Linked DNA regions of Homo sapiens: region 1 is linked to region 2. A link is a loop called in an ENCODE intact Hi-C map of the cell type or tissue named here. Cell type or tissue: OCI-LY7. All regions are shown on one strand. Each heading gives the region's core, and the rest is flanking DNA. Links, peaks and the distances in the headings are about the cores only.

The links. Peaks named below come from ENCODE experiments on the same cell type or tissue, not always from the same donor. Only the 100,000 strongest peaks of a DNase experiment are listed, where the experiment ranks them.
Region 1: a loop joins it to region 2, with 2.9 times the contacts of the local background. A loop is called at or near these places in 5 of 110 quality-filtered maps.

The regions. Positions count from the first base shown.
Region 1 is chr5:95,658,850-95,671,376 of GRCh38, forward strand. It overlaps SPATA9 (spermatogenesis associated 9), which reads right to left. Exons shown (of 5, transcript NM_031952.4): 4 at 5,104-5,199; 5 at 1-64. LOC105379090 (a long non-coding RNA gene) reads left to right here and starts at 11,497. Exons shown (of 2, transcript XR_948588.3): 1 at 11,497-11,656. In OCI-LY7, for the core only: CTCF peaks have their summits at 5,460 and 5,663; a DNase peak (open chromatin) is centred at 5,472.
Region 2 is chr5:96,331,101-96,343,627 of GRCh38, forward strand. All of the region lies in intron 3 of LOC101929710 (a long non-coding RNA gene), which reads left to right. It overlaps LOC107986365 (a long non-coding RNA gene), which reads left to right. Exons shown (of 2, transcript XR_001742457.1): 2 at 12,415-12,527. It overlaps LOC124901034 (a long non-coding RNA gene), which reads right to left and starts at 2,666. Exons shown (of 2, transcript XR_007058881.1): 1 at 2,393-2,666. It also overlaps a transcript of CAST not described here. In OCI-LY7, for the core only: CTCF peaks have their summits at 5,483 (motif pointing left) and 5,690; a DNase peak (open chromatin) is centred at 5,481.

The sequences.
Region 1 (12,527 bases), core at 1,637-9,636, 670 kb before region 2:
TTATGGATTCTTCTTCCTGGAAGATGTTCTTTACCTTCTTCAGCACAGCATTAACACAGACTGCCTATACAATAAAAAGAGTTTGTAAAGTGAAGTTTCTTTTTAAGCTACTAACCACAGATTAAAAACATACAATATAGTGTTCCACATAAAGTCATTTAATCTACATAATCTAATAAAAAACACTTCTTTTCAGGACCTTCAGGTACATAATATAATAAGCATTGGGAGATTGTTCTAAATAATACATTACAATCTAGAGAGCAATTTAAAACCTAGTATGCTTCAATAAATATATGTTTTACATCTTTTCCCCCCAATTCATTAGCTGTTTTACATCTTTATTCTCTTGATGTAATTAAATGAAACATTTTCTGAGAGATGGAATTTGTCCTCAAACATGGTTTTTCTCAAAGTAGTTTTTTTGTTTTAATTTTCTTCCCCCTAGACTTTGCTTATACTTACATGTGCAATGAAAGGACATCAACATATCAGTAAGAATTTAGTAAGCTACTATCAGTGGTTTCTGAGCAAATATGTGATCCACTGTCCCCTCCAAATATGCCACTCAGTACTTTAAGGAGAGGAGTGTCAAAAATAAAACAGAGAAAAATAACTTCAGAAATTCAGAACCACTAAGGACTGCATTAATTAAACTTACTCTGTAAGTTTACTAATGATGAAGATGATGATGATGCTGAGTATTCAAGGCACGCGGTGAGAACGGAAAATTCATGAAATATGAGAAGACTTAAACCAGTTTATTTCACCGAAGAAATGCCTCAAGGTAATATAAAAGATTATAAACACTTAGAAGGTTTTCCGAAAGAGGTAACAGCAAAAGGATTGAGGTCCTCAGGCTTGAACAGCCTCAACTTCCTCTTGCCCTCCTGCCTCCTGCCTCCTTCTTGCCTGCCTCTTGCTATAGAATTGAGGAACACAAGACACTTTCCCTCACTTCCCTGCAGTTAGTTCATTAGCTACCCTGTAACTAATGAAATAAAATGATATGTCTGCTGGGATGGAACTCAGAAAGGATTTTTGGAAAAGTTTTTCCTCCTATATAGACTGTCTTTTCCCTCTACCTATCTCCCTCTTCCTTCTTTGAACACTGATAGTATTGTGATGCTTGATCATGAGGCAACAAACCTAAGGACTAAAAAGTTTTTAGAAGAAAAAGAGGGAAAGACCCTGTTGTCTTAGGCTTTTAGGGCTGCTGTAACAAAATACCATGAACTGAGTAGCTTACAAACAATAGAAATTTATTTCTCACAGTTCTGGAGAGTGGGAAATCCGAGATCAAGGCACTGGCAGATTCAGGGTCTGGTGAGGGCTGGTTTTCTGTTTCATAGATGGTACCTTCTATCTATGTCCTCATATGGTGGAAGAAACAAGGCAGCTGTCTCAGGCCTCATTTCTAAGGGCACTAATCCCATTCATGAGGACTCTGCTCTCATTACCTAATCACTTCCCAAAGGCCCCACTTGCTAATACCACCACCTTGGGATTAGATTTTAACATAAGAATTTGGGGGAAGCACGGACATTCAGACCTGGGCTTTGATAACATGTTGGACCTAATTGTACAAACCTGGGAATTGCCTAACTCCCAACTTATAATTAAGATATTTAAGTATCTTTATCGATTAAGATACTGTCATTCAGATATCCTTTGTTACTTGCACTTTTATGTATCCAGACCCAGCACTAGAAACCTTTAAAGTCATGACCTTTAGCTGTAAACAGCCTCATCCATTTATCCAAAATATGATCATTCTCTGTGAATTCATGTTGCAAAAAAGGTTGGAAAGTTCTATCCTATTTGAAACATTCTCTCCTCCCTCACCAACAAAAAATTATATTTGTGCACATTCTAACCACCTTTTTCCCAGTCTCAGGAATGAACGGTCTTGATCAAGGTCAGTATCCTTCTATCTTTGTTTTTAACCTACATCCTACCATCTTCTCTATCAATTATTCCTTGTCTCTTCAGCCTCTTTACTCTTGACTGGATCTTCCCCTGCAATTTATAACATACTTGAGTATCTTCCATCCTAATATTTAAAAATTAAAAATCTCTGGGAATCTGCTTCTCTATTGACTGCTACACACTCTGTCTTCTTAGTCAAACCAGAGTCTGTTTCCACGTTATTACCTTCTGTTCACTCTGAAACCTGCTTATTTCTGTCTTCCTTATCCAGTTATGCCGCTGAAATCATTTTTGAGATGGTTAACCTTGACATCTTTACTACTATATCTAATGGACACTTCAAATCTTCATTTTACTTGACTTTTTCTGCTTGTATTTGACACTTAACTACTCACAACATCCTGAGTCTATTTCCTTGGCACTATTTCTCCTGATTTTCTTTCTGCCTTTCTGATTGTTGCTTCTTGTCTCCCAAATGGATTCTTTTTTAGCTCACTTAAATATTGCTGTTCTTCATATTTCTGTTGACTTACCTGTCTTTTCTCTTGATATGGTTCCACTCGTAGGACATTAACATCTAACATATATATTGCTTTCAAAACCAAAATTGTAACCTGACCTCTCCCAGGCCTTAGATACATATATGACCAATTATCAGATCACCAAAAATTTGTTTCTATTACCTGCTTATAAAGTTCATGGCGTGATAAATTGTGTGAGATGATTTCAACAGCCTTTGAGAAATTGAAATCTAATTTTTGTGTTAGTCTAGTTTTTATTTCCCCATAGACATGTCATCCTGTTCATTTTGTGCAATGTATTTACATCCTAGCTTAGTTGAATGCCAATTTTGTATAAGATTCACATTTAAAATATTGAGCACTTCTTGAAAATTTAAAACAGTGGCAAAATAGTTGATAAATTTAGTTTTTAAAAAACTGAATTAATATGTTTAAAAGTAAGTTCTACCTTTTTTCAAGGATATTTAGCTATTCTTGACCCTATGCACTTCCCTATATATTTTAGAACTATCTAGTCAACTTACATACACACACATACACACACACATGCACACACCTGCTTGGCTCTTAATTGGGACTTCTTGTATGTTTTGATATATTAACAAATGTGTAAGAATGCTAACAAAAAAACATAAAAATGATTAAAAGAAATTAAAGAATATCAAAATAAGTAGAAGGATATATTATATTCATGAACCGGAAAGAGGACTTATTCTCCCAGTTATTAAGATATAAAGCTCCTGTAATTAATACAGTGCTCAATTGGTACAAGAATAGACAAATAGACCAACTGAATAGAACAGAGAATCCATAAACAGACCTACACATAAAGGACACTTGATTTATGCAAAAAAGAGTATTCTAGGACAATAGAAAAAGGGCTTTTTTTAAAGAAAAAATAGATTAATTGGATACTCATGGGGAAAAATTTGACTCTTACCTCATATTAGTTCCAGATGGATTATAAATCTAAACGTGAAAGGTAAACTAACAAAGCTTCTAGAATACAACAGGAGAATATTTTCATGACCTTAGGTGTAAGTCAAGATTCTCTTTGACACAGAAAGCACGTAAGATAAAGGAAAAGATTAATAAATTGGATGACATTAAAATTATGATATGCTTTTATTTATTTTAAGACTGGATCTCACTATTTTGCCCAAGCTGGTCTCAAACTCCTGGGCTCAAGGTATCCTCCTGCTTCAGCCTCCCCCGTCAGCCTCCTGAGTAGCAGGGATTATAGGCACACACCACCATGCCTGGCTAAGAATTTCTTCCTTAAAAGACATTATTAAAAGAATGAAAAGGCAAGTCACGGAGTAAGAGAAGAAATTTGTCCATATATAATCAAAAAAGGACAGGCTCCTAGAATATGTTTTTTAAAGTAAAAATCAAAAATTGTTTTAAGAAAGACATCTCTCAATAGAAAAGCAAGAAGAGATTTTAACAGAAATTAACAAAGAGGATATCCAAATGTCCAACTAATATATGCAGAGGTACTCAATCTCATTAATAGCCAAGGAGATGCAAATTAAAACCACAATGTGATGCAAATTAAAACCACAATGTGATTATACTACATGCCCACAAAAATGGCTAAAATGGAAAAGATTGACAATACTGTCAGTAATGATGTGGAGCAACTTGGACTTAAAACTGAGATTTGTGTTAATTGTTAAAAAACCATTTTAGAAAACTCTTTGGCAATATCTACTAGGTATCAGCACATGCATACCTTATGGCCTAGCAGTTTCACCAAAAGATATGTACAGGAATATTTATAGCAACCTTATTCATAGTAGCCAAAATGAAATAATCCAAATGTCCATCAGCAGTAGAATGGATAAATAAATGTTGATACAGTCAATCAGTTGAATACTACACAGCAGTGAAAATGAACAAACTACTGCTACAGGCAGTGAATGATCTTAAAACAGTGTTGGGCAAAAGACAAACACAAAAGAATACATACTATATGACTTTATTTATATAGAATTCAAGCAGTCAAACTATCAGTAGTATTACAAGTCAAAATAGTGATATCCTGTATAGGAAAGGGTAGTGATTGTGAGGGGCAAGAAAGAGGCTTCTGGAATTATGGTAATGTTTTGTTTCTTGACCTGGGTAGTATAGAGCTTAATAGATTTTGTGATAATTCATTAAGCTGTACACTTTCCTTTTTGTGTGTTACAGTTTTTTTAAGTGGCTATTAATAGAAAATAAAACCCTTATAATTAAAAAATCTTTTATATTTTTCTCATGCACAGCACTTGTAATCCAAAATACACTAATACCTGCGTTCCCCAAAGTGAGAAACCCCAAATGTTAGAATACTGAACTTTAGCCAACCATGGTACAATGGCTGAAAAAAACAACTGTAGCTAAATAACAGTAAAACTAAAAATTCTTGACCAAAAATATTCAAGTGGTAATAAACTTTATGAAAATAAAATTTTAGTTATTTAAGCAAACTGGGTTTTGGTGGATTGACCTGGCTCATCAGAAAAGGAAATTTTTAATATAAAATTGTTTTGTGTAACGAGACTGTGAATGGTAACATTAAATATTGTACAGTATACTATTGCACAGTATTATTAACATTACACAAAATAAGTAGATTTATTTCTAGATTCTAATAATTTTCTTAACTTACCAAATAAATTAGTGCTGCATATGAAGCATATATTATGCTAGTTAAAGCAGTCTTTGCTGGAAAGGAGATGATTTCAAACAAAGAACCCTTTCTGACCTGCAAAAACAGAAAAGATTTTCTTAATAAACAAACATTTTCAGTGTTTCAATGTCATATTGTACAATGTTACTGTAAAATGAGAATTTATTTTTTTCTAAAGAAAGTCATCTACTTTAGAGCTATCTGGGCTTTTTCACATTGTGAAAATTATTTTTCCTTTTTTAACAAGAAGACAGTTTCTTGTGCTAATCAAAACCTGTGACAAATCTATAAAAATCTTGCATTTCTGCGATCTAAATGACTAATTTTTGCCAATTACCAACTGTGCACACTAGGAGGTGCTGCTGTGCATATTAGAAAAACAGTCTTTCCTTTGTTAAAATTCATGTAATCATTCTTTACTAATTATTCACAACCTCAATTAAGTAAACAGCAATCAAAATAATAAGCTTTTCCTAGAGATTAATGACCTGCTTGGAAATGTTAATCATGAGACTGCTGAAGGCGAGCATTAACCTTAGATGATCATTAAGCTTCAGAAAATGTTCTGTGCTCATATGCAACAGGCTCTTATGAAACACAGAGAAGTTTAACACCAATAATGAAGTTGCCTCTCCTGTGTTTCTAGTTTCTGGCAGTAGGTGTACCGGCCTGAAACATATCAGCTTAACATACTTAGTTATACTGTCTCATGGGCCACCTTTGTTGCCTTGAGCAGGGTATGAAATGAGGACTTTAGGAAATACATTCCCTTTCCATTCAGCAGTGAAGTGACAGTTAGCCAGGCTCCTCTGAAGTAAGAGCCAAGCAACTTAATGGCTTCGATGAACTTCCAAAAGGTACAGGCTGTAGCTGATAAAATCATATAAATGCATGGTAAAAACATGCACATAATGTTCATTAGACAACGTTCATTAAAGAGTTATAACATTGAAAAAACTAAAACAATGATCGTTGATTAAAGAGTTATAACATTGAAAAAACTAAAACAATGATTCCAGAATAGTTAGGAAAATTATGTTATATCCACTCAGTGGTATATTATGCAATCTTTTTATTTTTTCAAACCTTTTATGTATTTTTAATTGACACATTGTAATGGTACATATTTAAGGAGTACAATTTGATGTTCCCATAGAAGTCTATGTTATATAATGATCCAATCAGGGTAGTTAGCATCTGTATCACATTGTGCATTTATCATTTCTTTGTGGTGAGAACATTAAAAGATCCTCTCTTCTAGCTATTTTGTAATACATAATATTTTACTGTTAACCGTAGTCACCCTACTGCGCAGTAGAACACCAGAATTTATTCTGCCTATCTAATTGTAATTTTGTACCCATTTAACAACCTCTCACCATCCTTCCCTTTTCCCCTTTCCCTACCTAGTCTCTGGTAACCACTGTTCTCCTCTCTGCTTCTATGTACCAACTTTTTGTTGTTGTAGTTGTTAAAATTTCACGTGTGGGTGAGATCATGTGGTACTTGTCTTTCTGTGCCTGGCTTATTTCATTTAATGTGATCTCCAGATTCATCCTTGCCATCACAAATGACAGAATTCTTTTTAATGGTTAAATAGTATTCAATTGTGTATATAAACCACATTTTCTTTATCCATTCACCTGTGGTTGGACACGTAGGTTGATTCTATATCCAGGCTATTGTGAATAGTATGCAGCCTTTTAAAAGGTATTTCTGGGCCGGACACAGTGGCTCACACCTGTAATCCCAGCCCTTTGGGAGACCAAGGCAGGTGGATCACCTGAGGTCAGGAGACCAGCCTGATCAACATGGTGAAACCCCATCTCTACTAAAAATACAAAAATTAGCCAGGCCTGGTGGCGCATGCCTGTAATCCCAGCTACTTGGGAGGCTGAGGCAGGACAATCGCTTGAATCTGGGAGGCAGAGGTTGCAGTGAGCTGAAATCATGCCATTGCACTCCAGCCTGGGCAACAAGAGCAAAACTCCATCTCAAAATAAATAAATAAAAGGTACTTCTGAAGAACACGTGATAACTTTTTGTTGAACGAACACTTACATGGCACTGTCTACCAGGTCCTGTTCAATGTACTTTATAAGTATTCACATTTAATTCTTAAAACAATCCTATGAAGTTGGTATTATTATTATCCTCATTCCACAACTGGAAAGCAGAAAAAAGAAAAGTAGGCAACTTGCCCCTGGTAATATAGCTGATAAGTAGCAAAGTGAGGTTTAAACTGGAAATAGTACTCCAGGGCCCAAGTTGTTAACCTGATCATTAAGCTACGCTGCCTTGGGATACACTACTGCTCATGAAGAGTGGTAAAGGACTGCATTACAGGGATGGACTCTGGAGTAAATAGATGTAGTTAATTTCTAGCCCCAGAGTTCTTGAGTAATGAAATCTTGGACAAATTAATTCTTTCCTCTAAGCTTTGTTTCCCTCATCTCCAAATTGAGAATAATAGCTAATGTTTATCTCATAGATTTGCTGTAAAAATAAGAAAATGCTTGTAAAATTTTTAGTAAAATGTCTGTGCATGGGTAGTATTAAGGGACATTAATAGTCCCTTATTAGAGAGGGAATATTAATAATAGTAATAATAATAGAGAAAGATCAAGGTTCAAAATAGTAAGCATAACAAGTATGATTGATTCCATTTATATAACATACAAAAACAAGCCAAACTATGCTGTTGGAAGAAAAGGAAACAATTATCCTAGCAAGGGTGAGAATTAGTGACTGTAAGGCAGCAGCATCATGAGATTTCTTGAGTGCTGCTTACCAAGATGTGTTCAATCTATGAAAATTTATGGAGCTATACACTTAATTTGTGCACTATTCTGTATACTTCAGTATAAAGCTTAAAAATTCTACATCCCATGTTTTTATGATTAAACACAATTAACATTGCATAGAAAGAAGTTTGGACAGAAATGCACCAAAAGTTTAATTGCTGTTATGATTTAGTTATGTGGCTTTGTATAGTTAACATTTGTAGAACACTCATTACATGCTAGGTTCTATTCTACTGGCTTTCCTTGCATTCTCTCATTTTATCCTCTAACAAACCTATGAAATAAGAACACAGGTTCAGAGAAATTAAATTCTTTCTTGTTTTCTATATTTTCTATGTTAGGTTGAAAGTACATATGGTATTTTGTAAATGAAATTATTAAAATATGTGTACATCCTGTTCTAGTATGCTCAGTGTTCGCTTAGTGCTGCCACTACTGAATGCAGAACAAAAATGCCCACTGCAATTTCCTTCTTCCCTCTTAAGTGATTTACAGAACAAGGAAACCAAGAATAGGATCTAGCCTAGTAGCTAAGAGTGGGGGGGTGGGGGTGCTGGGGGTTGGGGAAAGGCTGTTTTCTTTCTTCCTCCTTTCTCTTCGGGCCGTACTAACTCCTAGATGTAGGGATAGGTAGGGAAAGTTTCTGCCCACTCCCTCCATAGGTCACCTGCAGCATTTCCCAGAATTCCTGGCTTCTGGAAAGAGTTTCCAGGAAATGAAGCAGCTGCTGCTTTTTCTCTCTAGAAAGAATCAAATTGATAGCATGCCTTTGAATCCCACTTTTAGGCTACACGGAGACAAATATACAAGTAGAGAGCAGACTCTCTAGGAGGAAGAAAAGCAGATATACCTCCTAGCAGAGTGAAAAGGTTCTTAAGCTTGTGAATATATGAATTCACAGTGGGAGGTCCATGTTCAATCATTGGTAGGCCATATACAATAAAAATAAAAGTTGTGTTGTATGGGTTGGATCTGTGTCCCCACCAAATCTCATGTTGAAAGGTAATCCCAAATACTGGAGGTGGGTCTGGTGGGAGGTCATTGGATCATGGGGGCAGTTTCTCATGGTTTAACACCATCCCCCCTTGGTGCTGTCTTCAGGATAGTGAATTCTCATGATATCTAGTTGTATAAAAGTGTATGGCCTCTCCCACCTCTCTCTCTTCCTCCTGTTCCAGCCATGTGAAGTGCTGGTTTCCCCTTTGCCTTCCACCTTGATTGTAAGTTCCCTGAGGCCTCCCCAGAAGCTGATGCTGCCATGCTTCCTATACAGCCTACAGAACCATGAGCCAATTAAACCTCTTTTCTTTATAAATTACCCAGACTCAGGTATTTCTTTATAGAAGTGCAAGAATGGACTAGTACGGGTGTCTACATGAGAAATTACTCTTTCTGTTTTATTACATCTTTCTTTCTCAGGTTTTGTCCTTCACCTAAAAGTAATTAAAGCTGATTAGTTTCAAAATAAATTATGTACTTGATATATGGTATGCTTCTGAATAATTAATCTTTATATTGTTTAAGGGTCATATTTAAATATTTTAATGCTTTTAATAATTACTTTTTATTCCTGTAACAAGAAAATATATTTCCTCCAAAATATATGTGGCTCCTGGCAAGTAGCCATTTTTCAACTTTATGATTCACTTAAAAAACATGTTTTTCATATTATAAACCATGCTGTTTCATTTTTGTCTTGCTTTGAGCAGAAATAGTGTATGGTAAAAGCTAAGAGAAAAAACAGGAGAAATTTGGTAAGTGGCAGTCTTTAGATGATCTTGGCCTATTTCAAAATTTTTATCTCAACCTTGTTATATTAATTTCACTTTATGTGCATATTTGAGTTAAAAAATGTCTTGGTATCAATGTTATGTTCATATATTTCTTTTTAAATTTGGTTATGTAAAACATGTAAAATATATGGATATTTGAGCAGTAAAAACATTTTGAACCTTTAATTCAACTTTTTCCACAGAATTTTGACTGCCTTATCTCATAAAAGAAGTATGTGTGTTCATCTTATTTTCACTATTGAGATAAATCACACAAAAAACCCAACAGTGAGCAGTAAAGATTCACTTATACATGACCTGAAGGTTGGAGAATTACCAGGCCCCATGTAGTTTACATTGTCCAAAACCACCCTGACGAGAGTTACAAGGGGAGTCATAGGGGAAGTTCTAACTCTCAGACAAATGTTGCAGGAAACACTGACTGCTACTTATAGAGAGGTCCAGGAAATAAAGTATTCCTGTTAAGTTTGGAAAAGCTGCACAAATGTGTCTTTACTTAGCAACTCACAACACCTTTGAATACAGGAAAGACTCCTGACTTTAAAGAAAGCTACCTGACTTTATTAACCCCAGTGTTAACATTCTGTAGAACATTGTTCTTAAACAAGCTTTTAATCCGGTGGTCCTGTAAAGGCTCAAATGTCCTAATCCCTTTGCCAACGTGGAGGAGTACTGTATGTCTTCAAGAGCCCAGGAGTTCTATCTAGGAAATATCCTCTTTCCCCGGGTCTAGATTATACCAGCCAAGTTAGCCTCATGGCAGGCCCATGTGGGACCTACAGAACTTCCTGATATTTATGAGGTTTATAGTTTAAACCCCAAATTGGAGTCTAACTTAGAGGGTGGGGTAAGGAAGAAACTTTACATAGGTAAGTTTCTGATCCTTATCCTGAAAAAAGAACACGAGTTCACTGGGATCCACCTTACAGCCCAGGCATTGTAAACGCTGAGGATTTTCTTCACTTTGGTCCCTATCTTATTCTATACCATGCCGCAGTATGCATACAAAGTAAAAACAGTCAACTCTAATGCCATTATAGGGATGAGTCTATCACAGGAAGAGCTCTTGGTCCTGTGGCTCTGCATTGGCCTGCCAGAATCAACAATGATGTCTGGGAGCTGACGTGTCTTGGCTGAAGTCAGCATTCAAGGCGATTATCTAGGTCACTGCAGCCTAGAGCAGCTGCGGACTCAACTCAGGCAGGCAACTCACAAGGCTAAGCAGATGCACCATTCTGTAAATACTGGCACTGGAGATGTTGAAAACTACCAGGAAATTCTCTACTAAGAGTTTTCCATTCCTGAGGCTTTTTATAGAACTAGCCACAATTCTATCACTGCAGTCTCATTCCTGCAGAACCTGGAGGGGTTTGAGGAATAATTTTATTCAGCATCCATAGAGCCAAGTACAAAAGAACCCTCTTCTAACAAGGTGGCAAGCTGGAAAGGCTTGACCCCAACCATCTGTGCACATGTCTCAGGCCATTAGAATCGCTTTAGGCCATTCCTGCCGGTTGGGTCTTTGGGAGGCTTCTATTTGGCACAACATTTCAATACGCTATGACATATTAAGCATGCTCTAGAGCTGAACATCCAATCAGAAAGGCCCGGGTGGATGGCAGAGGGAGCTCCTGAGCCAGTGTCCATTCTTCACCTTGAGAAGAACATTAATGGATGCTGCATTTCAGAGCTCCCCATGTCGAAGAGCTGAAACACTATTCTAGTTATTGTTTGTGTCCTAATGAAAATGTTCCTCTATTTCTTTGTTTCCAAAGGAAGTCACCTGCCTCACTGGTATTCTCAGCCATATAATAGAGAGTTTTGGTAGAGCTATTTAAGGTGCTCCAGCTACAAATGCATTTTTTCATCATTTGTCATCCACAAAACAGTGACCAGACAGAACACATCCAGAAGATATTTGAAAGACACCTTCAGGTAAGTTAACCAGGCCACTTACCTTCTTACAGCTAAGTTTTCCTAGAGTGATATCTTTCATGCATCCACAAAGCATATCCCCTTGCATGGTCCTTCCAGCTTTCACCCCTTTTACTTCCCCACACAAAGCTCCATCTGAGACAGGCAGTTTGACAATTCTTAAAGGAATTCATGCTGGAATCCACTCTGGGTAAGCTGAACTCTGTCTGATGCGGCTTCTCATACTACTGTACTTTGCTCTCAGCACACTCTGGTACCATGGATGCACTCCATTTACAGACCAATCCATTGACCTCTGCCACATCTCATACATTCCGGTTGCACCTTTGACTCTCCAGGCCATTGTCCTCATAGTCAGTTCTGTTTCTGTCCTCACTGAGCCTTTGAGATTTGAGAGACGTTGTTTACTACAACTTAGTTTTCCCTCACTGGCAATTCTGATTATCAACCCTAGCTACTGTATACTCCCCACGTAAAGCTTCTTCCTAACCCCAGCCCCCAAGGACCCTGGAACCTCTGACCTGGGACTGTTCTCACTTGTCTCACTCCAGCCATACAGAACTACTTATGTTCTCCAAATAAGTCATGTTCTCGCTCACCTCAGTATCTTCATATATACTGTTCTTTTCTTGGAATGATTCTCCTACTTCTCATCTAGCTAATTCCTACTCCAAGACTCAGATACAGTATCCTATCTCTAGAATGTCTACATGGACCACTCTTTGGAATGCTATGTCTCTTCTTGATGTTTCTGTAGTGCACTTTGCATACTTTGATCATCCACTTGCTACATCCTACTGACACTGCTTATTTGCCTGTGAGCCCCACAGTCCATAGGGCAAGGGTGAGACATCTCTGAGTCCCTGGTACC
Region 2 (12,527 bases), core at 2,210-10,209:
TATGTTCAGTTTTAGAAGGTTTATGTAGCTGAGGGTGTGGACTACAGGTTAAGAAACCTTGACTCAGGAGTCCTATCACCTTATTTTACACATGAGAAAACTGAGGACCAGGGGAAGAGACTAAAACCCAGTTTAATGATTCCACATCTAGTTCTCCTTTATCTTTCCTTAAATGTCAGATTACCTCCGTTACTCTTGTTCCCTTTCTTACACACAGAACTCCATGAAACCAAACCGAAGGAGGAGGTAGGAGAAGATGACAAAGGGGAAGTATGTGGCATCCCCCACTTCTAAGTTATGCAACCGGGAAACACAGGCAGAGCCTGTACCAACAGCAGTAATGAACTCAATCAACTTGTTGAAAAACATTTCAGTTATTTTAAACAAAAATACTACATCATTCATGTTTTCAGTTATTTTAGGCAAAACACCAAATCATTCCTGTTTTTCAGTTCAATCAATCAGCTCATGCTGTATTGCAGTTTATTCTCCTTGTTTTTATATACTCACCAGCATATAAAAACATGCTTTTTAAATATGTTTTTATTTATTTTCTGCAAGTAACTAGCTGAATCAAAGGTCAGAGTTTAAGGAGATTATTTTGTTGACAACATTACATATTTACTGAATCTCATCTTTATCCTGGCACTATCCCTGCCTGGTGGGTTTATAGACAGAAATGTCACAGATTTGGAAGGCTTTTCAATGCAGAGATTACTATGGATTAAATCCTTGTCTAACTGGTTTTGCTTTTTCAGCCTTAGATGATAGTGATATGGAGAGGAAAGATGGGGATATAATCATTCATGGGCCAAAGTTTGTTTCTTATCACACAGTCAACATGTCATTGGCAGAAGGTGGAACAGTCACTCCTGACACTTTTCTGCTTCTTCTATAAGAGAACTTTGTTAGGAGCCAGAAGCCCCTCATGGCTCACCTAATCACTGGCTCTGTAAGTGATCTGGGATAAAGGAGGCCTCAGAGTCCCCCAGTTGTAAAAGAGGAAAATCAAATATGCCCATCTGGAAAGTTTATACAAGAGATCAATAAAAGCCTTCTTCTCCCAAAACAAACAAAACAAAACAAACCTCAGGGGTAGCCACGGAGGGTAGGAGAATTCACACCATTTATTATAAGACCATGTTTCAGCCTTGTATTTTTCCTTCAGGCTCATGGTGAGACACAGCTCATTCTGCAGCCAATGTTGCCCCTTGTTTGGGAGTACCTTGAGCAGCGTTTCCCAGACTTATGGCTGTTGTGTATCACCTTCATTAATTTTGCTGGAATACTTTTCTTTCTTTAAATTGATTTCGGCTTTTTTTTTTTACTTTAGTAAATTTTTAAATGATAAATAAAATTAATATTGCTTATCCTAAGTAGTGGGTGATGATAAAAATATATTAAAATAAAAATGGTTGTGTACGTCTAAAATCATGTTGCATGCAGAATATTGTGCCTTCCTTTGAGATACCTGTTCTTACAAGTCCCAGAAACTGAGATGTGAGTCCAAACTTGAGGACAGAGCGACGACATGGACGTCTACAAATGTGACATGATGGGGTAGTTTTATCTCTAGGTGCAAGTCAGGGGGAGGATAATGAAGAAAACTGTCCGGCTAACACTTCAAACTGCTGACACTGCATAGGTTCCTTAGCAGCTCCACAAGGACCTGCCGAGCTGTCCCACGCCTTCACATACACCCCATTGAGGCTTGAGTTTGCTGTAAAGGTATCCTAACAGCCTTTTCTGGCTCTGCCCAGCCCTGTTTTTCCCTCCTCCACACAAATTGGTCTCCTGGCTTGGGTTCCATCTGTACCTTTGACTCCAGCCAGGTGGTTTCCTTTTGGCCACTATCGCTCAGCGTGCTGATTGCTGCCTTGGTCCTTGTTGTTTGTCCTTTCTCTCTTTAAGGACCTGGGGCTTGAGCTGCCAATTTTATAAGGGAAGAAGTTCTTGTCTTTTTATAGCGTCTCTCCTTGCCATTCCCTGATTCCATTAATATCCCATCAACGAAGTGCAAATTGTTGCCTTTCCCCTCCCACTTCTCGGTGTGAAGCGGTGACCCAGTTAACAGGGGCAGGGGCTTGGGGCTCCTCTGGCTCTGTCTGCACTTCCAGGACTCAGTGTGTGCCCGAGTTAGAGTGACCTGTACAGTGTGTTCCTGGTGGGACTTTAATACAGGGAGGCTTTTGCTGTTTTCTGCACGGTCAGATGAGGAGCTCTATGTTTGGAAAAGAGGCTTGGAAAAAGAAAAACCAGAATGAGCAGCCTTTTCCTGTTGACTTAGACGCCCTAGGTGGCCGGGCAAGTCTCTGACCTGCTGGGAGGCCTCAGTTTCCTCCTGTGTGAGTGAAGTGAATGGAAAGGAATGGGGCCCCATGAGCCTTCTCACCTTTTTTTTCTTGCTTGGTCTTCCCGACTGAAACCAGCATCCTCCCTGTTCTGATCTGGGCAGCCTCCTGGAGTCAGGTGGGGCCAGGGACCAGGTCCAAAGCTGAAGCTCCTTCTTCCTGCTGTTGGAGGTCAGCTGTGGGTAGGGAACTGGACTGCTCAAGCTTCTGTGGTGAGACCTGGAGTTGGGGAGGCCTCTGTGCGGAGCAATACTGGTGGGCGAGGGGTGTACTCAGCACAGTGATTGCTCAGGGAGGCTCTGGAAAGGGTGTCTGTTCCAACTGAAGGCAAAATGAGAGAGAACAGGCTGAAGCTCTGCTAAGCTGTGTGGCGTTACATGCAACCCTTAGCCTCTCTGAGCTTCATTTATTCTGATTTTAAAAATACATGCAAAAGGAGTACAGTGCAGCTTCAACTGGAGCAAGCAGCAGGTCCCTTCCAACATCAACATTCTTTGAGTTCGTAAGTCCAAGACTCTATATTTTAAAAATATTTTTATGGGTCTCAGACCCTCACTTCAACACCCATTTCATATGCTCCTCACTATTAGCAAACTTGCTACCTACTTTGTTCAGAAAATTGAGTTGTATTAGGGCTGAAGTTTCTTTATAATACTCAGGTGCAAGAAATGTCATATAGCACAGTTTTGTTGTTGTTCATTGTTAATTCAAGTTTGAAATTCTCCCTCCAGAGTGTGGCAAGGGTCAGTAGCAGTCATTATTGGAGGTTCTGCTCTCCAGAGGCAGTCAGGCATCCTTGGAGGATTGCTCAGTGCAGAAAATTCTAGGAGAGACCTCTTTTCTCTAGCCTATCACAGTCACTGCTTAGTTGTTTATTGGCTGGGCCAGAAAGGTCCATTTAAAGGCTGGAGGTTCTATTCCTAAGCCCACCCACCCACCTCCACCCCTAGTGCAACTTGGGTGAGGTGGCCTGGTTCTCACTACTGGGAAACTCAGGACCCTGCACATCTATAAGCCACACCATCGGAGGTTCTGCCATCTTCAGGGAACTGTATTGGAAGGGCCTGGTTTTCAGCCTGCTGCACAACTTTCTGCCACTGGCCCCTTTCTCTGTTCCAGAAAAGTCACCCCCACGGTCCTGTCACTCACTTCCTTCAACTACAATGCCACTTCCTCAGGTATGAATATAGCCACACAGTAGGCATAGTAGTGACTATTTGCAGAATCCCAATTAAATAACCACTTCAAACAAAAGCCTAGGATGGAGCTGCTACCTCAGTGTCCCAGAAACTCGTTTTTCACCTAGAAGCACAAAAGTGATCCTTACCCTTGGAGGCAAGATCAGGAGCGCACAATACAAGGGCTGACTTGTTCATCCACTGGAGACTCTGCTACAGTATAAATGCAATATCAAAAATGATATCTAAATTCATTATCCTGCTATAGAGGCAAATGAGCATGAGCGCCTTCCATTTCTTGCCTCACCCATGCCTAGGAACAGAGCTCCACTCACACCCTGCATTATCGTCCTCCAATTTCAGAAGATGCATTGTCTCCTTTTGTTCAAGGCCGACCCCAGTTACACATGCCAAGACCAGGTTCCACAGCCATCCTCCCTCTTGAAACATCCACCTTTCCTCTTGCAGGGGTATGTCCTCTTCAGACTACAAGCTTACTCATCTCCTTCCCATTCATTAAAAAAGAAGTCTACCTTTGACCCCCATGTCCTCTTAGTGATGTCCTATCTCTTCTTCTATTTCATCCAAACATCTTTAAAGAGTTACCTATACTCAGTGTGACCACTTCATGTGCCATTCACTCTGCATCCCCTGCAATCTGGCTTCTGCTTTTGGTAAGGCCACCCATATTGTAGCTGGAAAATTCAGTGGACATTTTCCAATCTTTGTCTCACTGTATGTTTCTGGGGCATTTGGCCATGTTGCTTGTGTGCACCACTCACTCTCTATGATAGTCATATTATATTCTCTCAGCTTGCCTCATTTGTTTCTGTTCTTTCCCAACCATGGTCTCCTCTCCCTCCATCTACCACCCACATGCTGGGGTTACCTACCTTTCTGTTTTAGCCTACCGCTCTTCTCATTACTGATACTCTTCTTGGGTGGATTTTTCTACACTCAGGATTTCAGCTACCATCTGTATAGTAATGACTGTCTAGTTCAATCTCCATCTCCAATTTCTCCCCCAAGCTTTAGGCTCACCAATTCCATCACCTGCTAGGCAGCTTTTCTTGGGCACTCTTCAGACATTTCGGATTCAATTGCTCAAAAGCTACATGTATCACTTCCCTCCAACCTAAACCTCTATTTGTTCTGTTACCTTCTCTTTACCCAGTGACAAAAGTTATAAAATGTCTGCCTTGACTTTTTTCTTCTCCTCACTCCCTTTATCCAACTGATCATTACATCCTGATGTTTTCCCCTCCTATGCATTTCTCAAACCCATCCTCTCAACTCCACTCCTACCACCACTACCCTATCTCAAATGCACCTTCTTTTAACTGGACCAATATAACAGTCTCTCAATTGGCTTCCTGGTTTCTAGACCTGGCCCACTCCATTCTCTCTCCAGAGCTACCTGAATGATTCATATACAAAACAGTAATCTGACCCAGTCCTTCTCTTGCTAAAGTCATTCTGAATCTACACAAGGAAATTCAACCTCCTTTCCTGGGGCTGTCCCTTGTCTATCTCTTAAACCTTAGCTCCTACCACCCGCTGCCCCCTATTTTGACTCCAACTCTCAACCGGCAGTAGTTCTCTGCAAGTCTTCTGTTCTCTTTCTGTTCTTTACTTGCACATTTACCAATAAATATGTTTTACTCCAGTGTATTAGGTTAGTATTATAAGGGAAGTTTCAAGTTCATTTCATATTAAACATTAGAGCCTTCATGCTTAGGGAGAGAGGGAAAAAGAGAAAAAACCCATAGCTAAATACATAGTTAAGTCGCGTTCTTCTCCAACGCAGCCAAAAATTGGACTGGGCCTGAGATATTTGTGTGCCCTGTTTGATTGAAAGCTGTTAGAAAGTATGCCAAACATTTTAGATTTTTCGCTCCCAGAGTTCTTGTAAACCCGGCAGAACTTGTCTGTTATGAAGAGTGGACTGCCCTCTAGAGGTTCCCATTGGAAGGAGCACATCAAACCCACAGTGTTAAGGCATTCTGCAGTTTCTTGTGAGGTTTTGCTGTAGACATTTACTATTACTGTTCTTTGTCCCCAAAATGCTTTTCCAGATGTCTAATTCTGAGTCACACATTTTTAATTTACTTTGGGAATAGAGATTTGGGGTAAAGCATGTGATGGACCTCAAAACACTCAATTTGGAGTCAGGAGATGTGACTTTTAGTCCCGGTTCTTCCTTTAATATCTGAGGACTTAGATTTCATGTCTGTTAATCAAGTAGTAGAAGATCACACTTCAAAACTGTGAATCACCAGAAAGTATGTTTTAGGAGTAAAACTGGGAAGAGTTTCATTAATTCAGTAAATATTTAATATGGAAGACCCTGGGGTAAGAGCTGTTTTGCAGAAGCTAGGAGTTTACGTTTGATCTTTACAATGTTAGATGAAACATATTTGAAAAAAAGACACTTGGAAAACATTTGGGCTTGCAATTTAAATGGATGAATTTAACCCTGATATCATAGAACCCTGAAAGCGAAACTGAGCTAAAACAAAGTAAAACTTACTCTGATTCCAAGGGTCTCTTCTGACATGAGAGTGGAAATGAATCACACAACCACACACACACACCCATAGACACCCTAATATGCCATTAAGCTCTGACCCAAACCCCTTTTAGCCTGGTTTCCCCTTTTCTATTTTCAATCAAGAGAGAAAAAAAAGGAAGTCTTTCATTTAATGGTAAGAACCAACTATGGTCTCTGTATGCTCATATAATACTAAAGAATTATAGGTAAAATTATATTTTATGTACTTTATTATGGTACTATGTCAATTGACATTGAACTTCATAGTACACTGAAGAAAGGGAAAAAATATTAGGACACCATTTATGTCCGTAGTAACACTGGAAGTAAGATGCCGCAAAGCTCAGGACACAGTAGCTAGGAAACAAGACGTCTGAATTCCTGTGATTCCACACATGTTTGGAGGGATCTGGGGACACCAGCTGGATCTTCTGTAATGCAGGTAGCCACATCTGTGCACCATGGTTATGATGCTCACTTCTGTGGAGTTCAATGTTAATGTCCTCTTTGGCATCTACCTCCTCCAAGTTCAAAGCTGGACTGCTGTGCTGGGAATCCAGCAACCTGAACCTTTTTCTTCATTACAAATCTGGACATCTTTGGACTTGATTTCTGACATCAAATCAATGGTTTTACTTCTCTCTTCATTAGTTTACTGTCTGTCTTTACAAAGTCCTCTGGGCATTAGCAAAGACATGAACCTAACAGAATACCTCTAACATTTTGAACACATATAAAACATTAGTACTTGAAATTTTTCCTTATGTTTCTATAGCTAAGGAAAACTTTTAATTTTTTTTTTCTGTCTTAGCCTACTCTATCCAGCATTCCTTGCTGGAGGCACAGCTAGGATGAAAGCTTTGGAATGAGAAATGAAAGGAGTAAATAGACTTGACTTTACTAACAGTGTCCATGTTTTTATTCCTGAAAGTTATGACACAACAATTGTTAGACCATAATCATTAAGAAGTTCTGTCATCATCTTCTGTTAGGTTGAAACGTTCAACAAACAAAACAACAAACCTATTTTTATTCTGCTTTCATATTTCAAATGCATTTATGCACTTCAAATTTCAGTTTCAAATATTCTTGAGAGTTTCAAAAACTCTGCATCGTTTTTTGACTTATGACTTAATGCTATATGCTGCCTTATGCTGTTTTACTTCTGCTTTCTTCATACTTTGCTTCATTTATTATCCTATTCTTTCCTTCCTTCTTCCTTTGTAATCCTTGTTTATGGTATTATTAGAACTTGTAAATTTCTGTAGGTAGTGGTTACAATATAGGTAACTCACAAGGCCTAAACAGGTATATTTAGATAATAGAAAGTATTGAACTCTGAGTCTGGAGTGGGAAAAGTTGATCACATCACTTCTCCCCCCAAACAACTTTGCTCTGAGATTTAGTCTAAAGAGATTCACTTTTCAATAAGTAGAAATGTGATTTGGTGGATAGCTTGCTGCTCATTCCAAAGTATATTATATTTCTCTTTCTGGAAGCGAACCCCTGGGAAGAGGGTGCTTGGTGAGCTCTGGATGCCGTGCCCAGAGGCCAGGGGTTTTTGGAAATGCCGCAGAACATCCTGTTCCTGGGAGCCCTTCTGCCTGGTTGTTTGTGCTCTAGAGACTTGGCTCCTGGTGTTCTTGCTCAGACCTTTGGACTTTGGCAAGGCTACTTCTCATGTTTCTGTCTTCCTCTGTGTGCCATTCTGGCTCTGTAGATGGTTTGGTTTTTTGTGTTGTGACAGTGGAGGCTGCTTGGAGTGCACTGCCAGGCATTGGCTCATGGGCACTCTGCTCCATTTCAGTAACAGCAACAGAACTTGGATTTGACTGGGAAATAATAACCATTACTGGAAGAAAAAAGTAGCAAAACATATTTCCTAATATGTGCTAACATAATGAGGGGCCAGGTCTCCAGCTTTACGGGTGATTATTATAGTTTTTGATTGTTGCCAGTTACCAACACTAAGTACTTTAGCTGTGCAACTTGATTTGAACAGCATTGCCAGAAGAGCACCATCAAAGGCTTTTGATAACATGCTACCAAGAAAATATGTGACACCAAGATAACATACGACCCCAAGAAACTTATTTAATCTTCTTGGTGCATCTATAAAAATAGAACCAAGTAGAAAAACAGTATAAAAAGCAAAACGTTTCTCACTGGGGTTTTGTGAAGGATACCAACTAGCCCTCATGAAGTATTGTGAGTTTCCTGGAAGGAAGGCCTTTTGTAAGTTCAAGTTATTGCCATTCACTAATTATTGGTCATAACATTGCACATGATAGATGGGAAATGGAAGAGTGGGAGAATTAAGTGATTAAGCTAAAATCACACAGTGAGCTGGGGGAAAACCCAAAAGTGCAAAGAGATCTAAATTTGTTTCATTGGAAGAACACAGTTATATCTGGACAAAGCCCCAGAGTTTAAGTGACAAGGACACCTAACATAAAACTTGAAGTCATAGGCATGTAGCCAAATAATACAAATATCCTTGTTAAATGCAAGTGTATCCATACCAGTTATGGATACACTTGTCCTTGGAGGAGAGCTAAGGTGAGTCCTGCTGAGGACAGGAACTCTTCTGTGTTTGATTTGCAGGTAGAGCGAGTAGTTGACCCTCTGAGCCCAAAGCTGCAGAGAACACAGTAAACCTAGTAAACTGAGTGTGGCTATCTCCCCAGGGTGGCCCTCTGAGAATCCCTCCTAGGTTCCTGAGAGAGACAGGTAGACAGGCTATAGGTGGAAAGAGACAAAGTGCCTTGAGCTCTGTGGGTTAGGATCCTATCTTCAACCCCTAGACACTTAAAAGTCTTGCCTGAACTCATGGCCTTTCAATGAGGAAAGCATCACAGAAAGACTTTATGGTAATCGGACAGGAAACAATGACTGGGCAAAATTTTTTAAGCAGTCAGTATTAAGAGAAAGAAGGAAAGCCATGTCTTTGCTATTTACCTCAAGGTTATATTTTGCAGCATCTAATGCCAACTATTAAACAAGGATACACTCTTATCTAATTTGCGCTGTTGTCTTCCCAGGATCTGGAACATTTTCTGCGGGAGTCCACCTTTATCTCTAGAAGCCTCTGGCAAACTGTTTCATTTCAGCTCAGGTCCTTTTGTAGAAAGAACTTGATGCTGAAAGCAGCTCGCCCCTTCTGCCCTCAACCCCCACTCTCCCCCTACCCTCCCCACCATGGTTAACTTGTTTTTCATCTTTGTTCTGAGTTGCTTTGGCTGATTCAATTTTTATTTCCGTTTTTAATGAGTTAGTAATTCAGTGATCTTGGCTTTGAATCTTTGGAACTGTGGGTTTTTAGTAAGGATTGAATCAGCTTGTTGGCTCCTAATAGACTCTGAAATCCAGTAATATTCGTGATGTGTTTGTTCACTCCGTTGACTGCCAGGTCCCGGTAGGAGCAATGGCCAACAGAGAAGAATCGAGGTAAATCCTCCTTTGTTGCCTAAGAGCTGTTGTTGTTTACCCCAGTTTATAACCTCTTCACACTGAAGCATCACCCTTCAAAGGAGGATGTTGCTTCCCACTTTGATTATCATTTACTTGACTTTACAAGAAACTTTCACATCTTCCAAAACAGTAAGCTGTAAGATTTGCTCCAAGCTCTACGCAGTATATACTATGACTATTTTCCATTTAGAAATTAACTTACATTACAGCTGTAAGTCTATATACTGAACTTATGATGCTCGTTACTAAATGAATGATAATGGACATGAAATAGTCTGTAATTCATAGTCAAAATCTACCATTGCTATGTTTGTCTAAGGAAGCTTCAGTGAGTATACTTCAGATGCATATGAAGTTAGAAAAACAGTTAACAGAAATAGTTCAGTAGAGAAATCCTGATCCTAGGACTAATAAAACTAGATTTTCTTAAATCCAAATGCCTGTGAGATTCTATGCAGAAGGATAATTTGTATCCAGCATGTAAATAATCATGATTCTCAGAAGGAATTATTTGCACTTTAATTGCTCTTAGTAATGGAGAGTTGTGTCTTCTTATTTGTCCCCTTGTCATTAGAAAGTATCACTTACCATACATTTAATTCAAGTTTTCATCTTAAAAAATGTTACTCTAGAAATCTTGATCACAATCTCCTTTCATTCCTGCCCACTCCCATCCCCCCACCCTCCACCCCACCCCTCCACCCTGCTTGGTTTTGGTTTGTTGTTTTGTTTTTTACAAATCAGTGTATAACTCACTAAGGCTCAAGATACTATGTTTGAAACCTGAAAGCCAGCCTGAAGGTCAAATTCGAAATAACAATTTTCTTTTTGAATTTGAAGTCTCATTAGTGTAAGTGCCAGGATAACAACCCACAGTCTTCTTAATATAGTGGTTCCCATTTACATACTGTATCCTTAAACCACCTCTATTATCCCTTTCTGGGTGTTTTTCTTTCAAATGGTGCTTGTTTTACTTAAATAAACTTTCTTTAGATTAAACTTTCAGATAATGACTTCAAGTGGAAAACCAGTATCCTCTGTCATAATAAATGATATCCAGGAAGAGAAGTAATGGTAAAAACAATAAAATATTATTGAATTCTAGCTAGGAACATGAACCTACCACGGCACTGAGCCTAAATCTTTTTCTCCTTATGTTAAGTGTTAAAGATATGTTGAATACACTAAATGGAGACTTTCTCTAGACAGTATGATGAGTACAGGGAAGTTGAAAAGAACTTTCTCACAATATGATTTCGTGGATTTAATAGCTTCTCCCAACCAAAAATTACCTTTACCTTAGAAAAAAATTCCTTGATAAAATCAACTCAAATCCCCTAAGTTTAACAAGTGATGGTGGTAATGTACAGTCCTCAATGTGAGACCAAACTGAATCCAAGGCTGTATTCCCCAAGATTCTTCTTCCTCACTAATTCTCACTAATATAGAGTGGCTGCCGCCACCACCACCATGATGCCCTCCAGGTGTGCCCTCCTGGACATTCTGGCTCAAGCAAACACAGGCCTCCTTCCTTAATTCCTCTGAGGACACATGGGAAGAGCCTGGAAGTTTAAATATGACTTCATAGACAAATAGGATAATAAAAAGGAAATAAACAGAAAAACTTAACTCATCTGCTTTTTCATTGTTGGTTGGGGGTGTTTTTGAGGCAGTGGTTCCCCAACTTTTAGCACATATGGAAACCAGCTGGGGATTGTTAAAACAGAGTGCTGGGCCCACCCCCATATTTTCCAATGCAGCGGGGCTGGATTGGGGCCTGAGAATTTACATTTTGAACAAGTGCTCAGGTGAGGCTGGGGCTGCTGATCTGGAAGCCACTCTTGGAGAACCACTGTCCTTAGAAGACGCATTGCTGCCTGGCTTCTGCCTACCTGCCTTTAAGCCAGGTCCATATTTCAGGTCTATTTGGAGACTTGTCAAAGGACAGACCCTAATTATAAAATGGAAAGGCAGCTAGTCCCATACATAAGATTGAATTGAATTCTCTTTTTCTTGCAAGCTAGCATAGATTGGTTCTTCCCTCATAGCTAGCCGTATGACTCCTTCTCATTGAGATCACCCAGCCATATCTCCTCAATTCTTTATTTCCCACATTTGCACATCTCTGAAAATGGGATGTGTTTCACAATCATGCCACAAACGCCCTGAGCCTACGGGAATCCTGTTGTACTTGTTCATAGTATCATTGCTTCACTGAGTTATGTGCATTTTTGGTACCGCATAAGTTGATTCCATTGCCATTTAAAATGTCTTTAAAATTATGATACTGTAATTGAGCATTGAGACAAAAAGTTATTGTGTATGAAGAAAGGTGTGGGAATAGGGCAATGAAGCTTACATTTGGTATTGAAGGAAATATTTTGTTTCTAGAAGAATGATCACAATTTCATATTTTTAAAAAGAGCTATTAACAGTTTTATTTTAAAATAGCAACATGTACAATGCACTCATACATAGTTTGCAATTGTTAAAATGATGATGAAAATCTTTAACCTCACTAAAAAAAAACACATTTACAGATTTTAAAAATTCTTTTAGGGGGTACACAAGATAAAAATTTAAAGACCTCAGCTGTAGATTGCAATTTTCCAAATGGATCTCACAATACTGGCACCTAGCCAAAATAAATTCTTTAACCAAAGATAGGAAAATGAGAAAGTAGGACAACTTATTGATTTTTTAATAAAATGATGTTAAATGTTTTCAGTTTAAAGTTCTGTTCTATTTTCTGAAATTAAGGTGCTTGCTACCTTTTTAGGGGGTTGAGAGGAGTTTAGTTTGAAAATAATGATGTTAATATTAACATGCTTTTCTTTTTTCATTTCTACATTGCCTTTGAAAGCAACAGCTATGTGCTTTACAGGGCTTGCCTAAGGAGGCTACCTGTAAGGAGAAGAAGCTGAGTTTCATTTTGCTACTGAGAAACACACAAAGGATTGCCTTTAACTTCCTAAG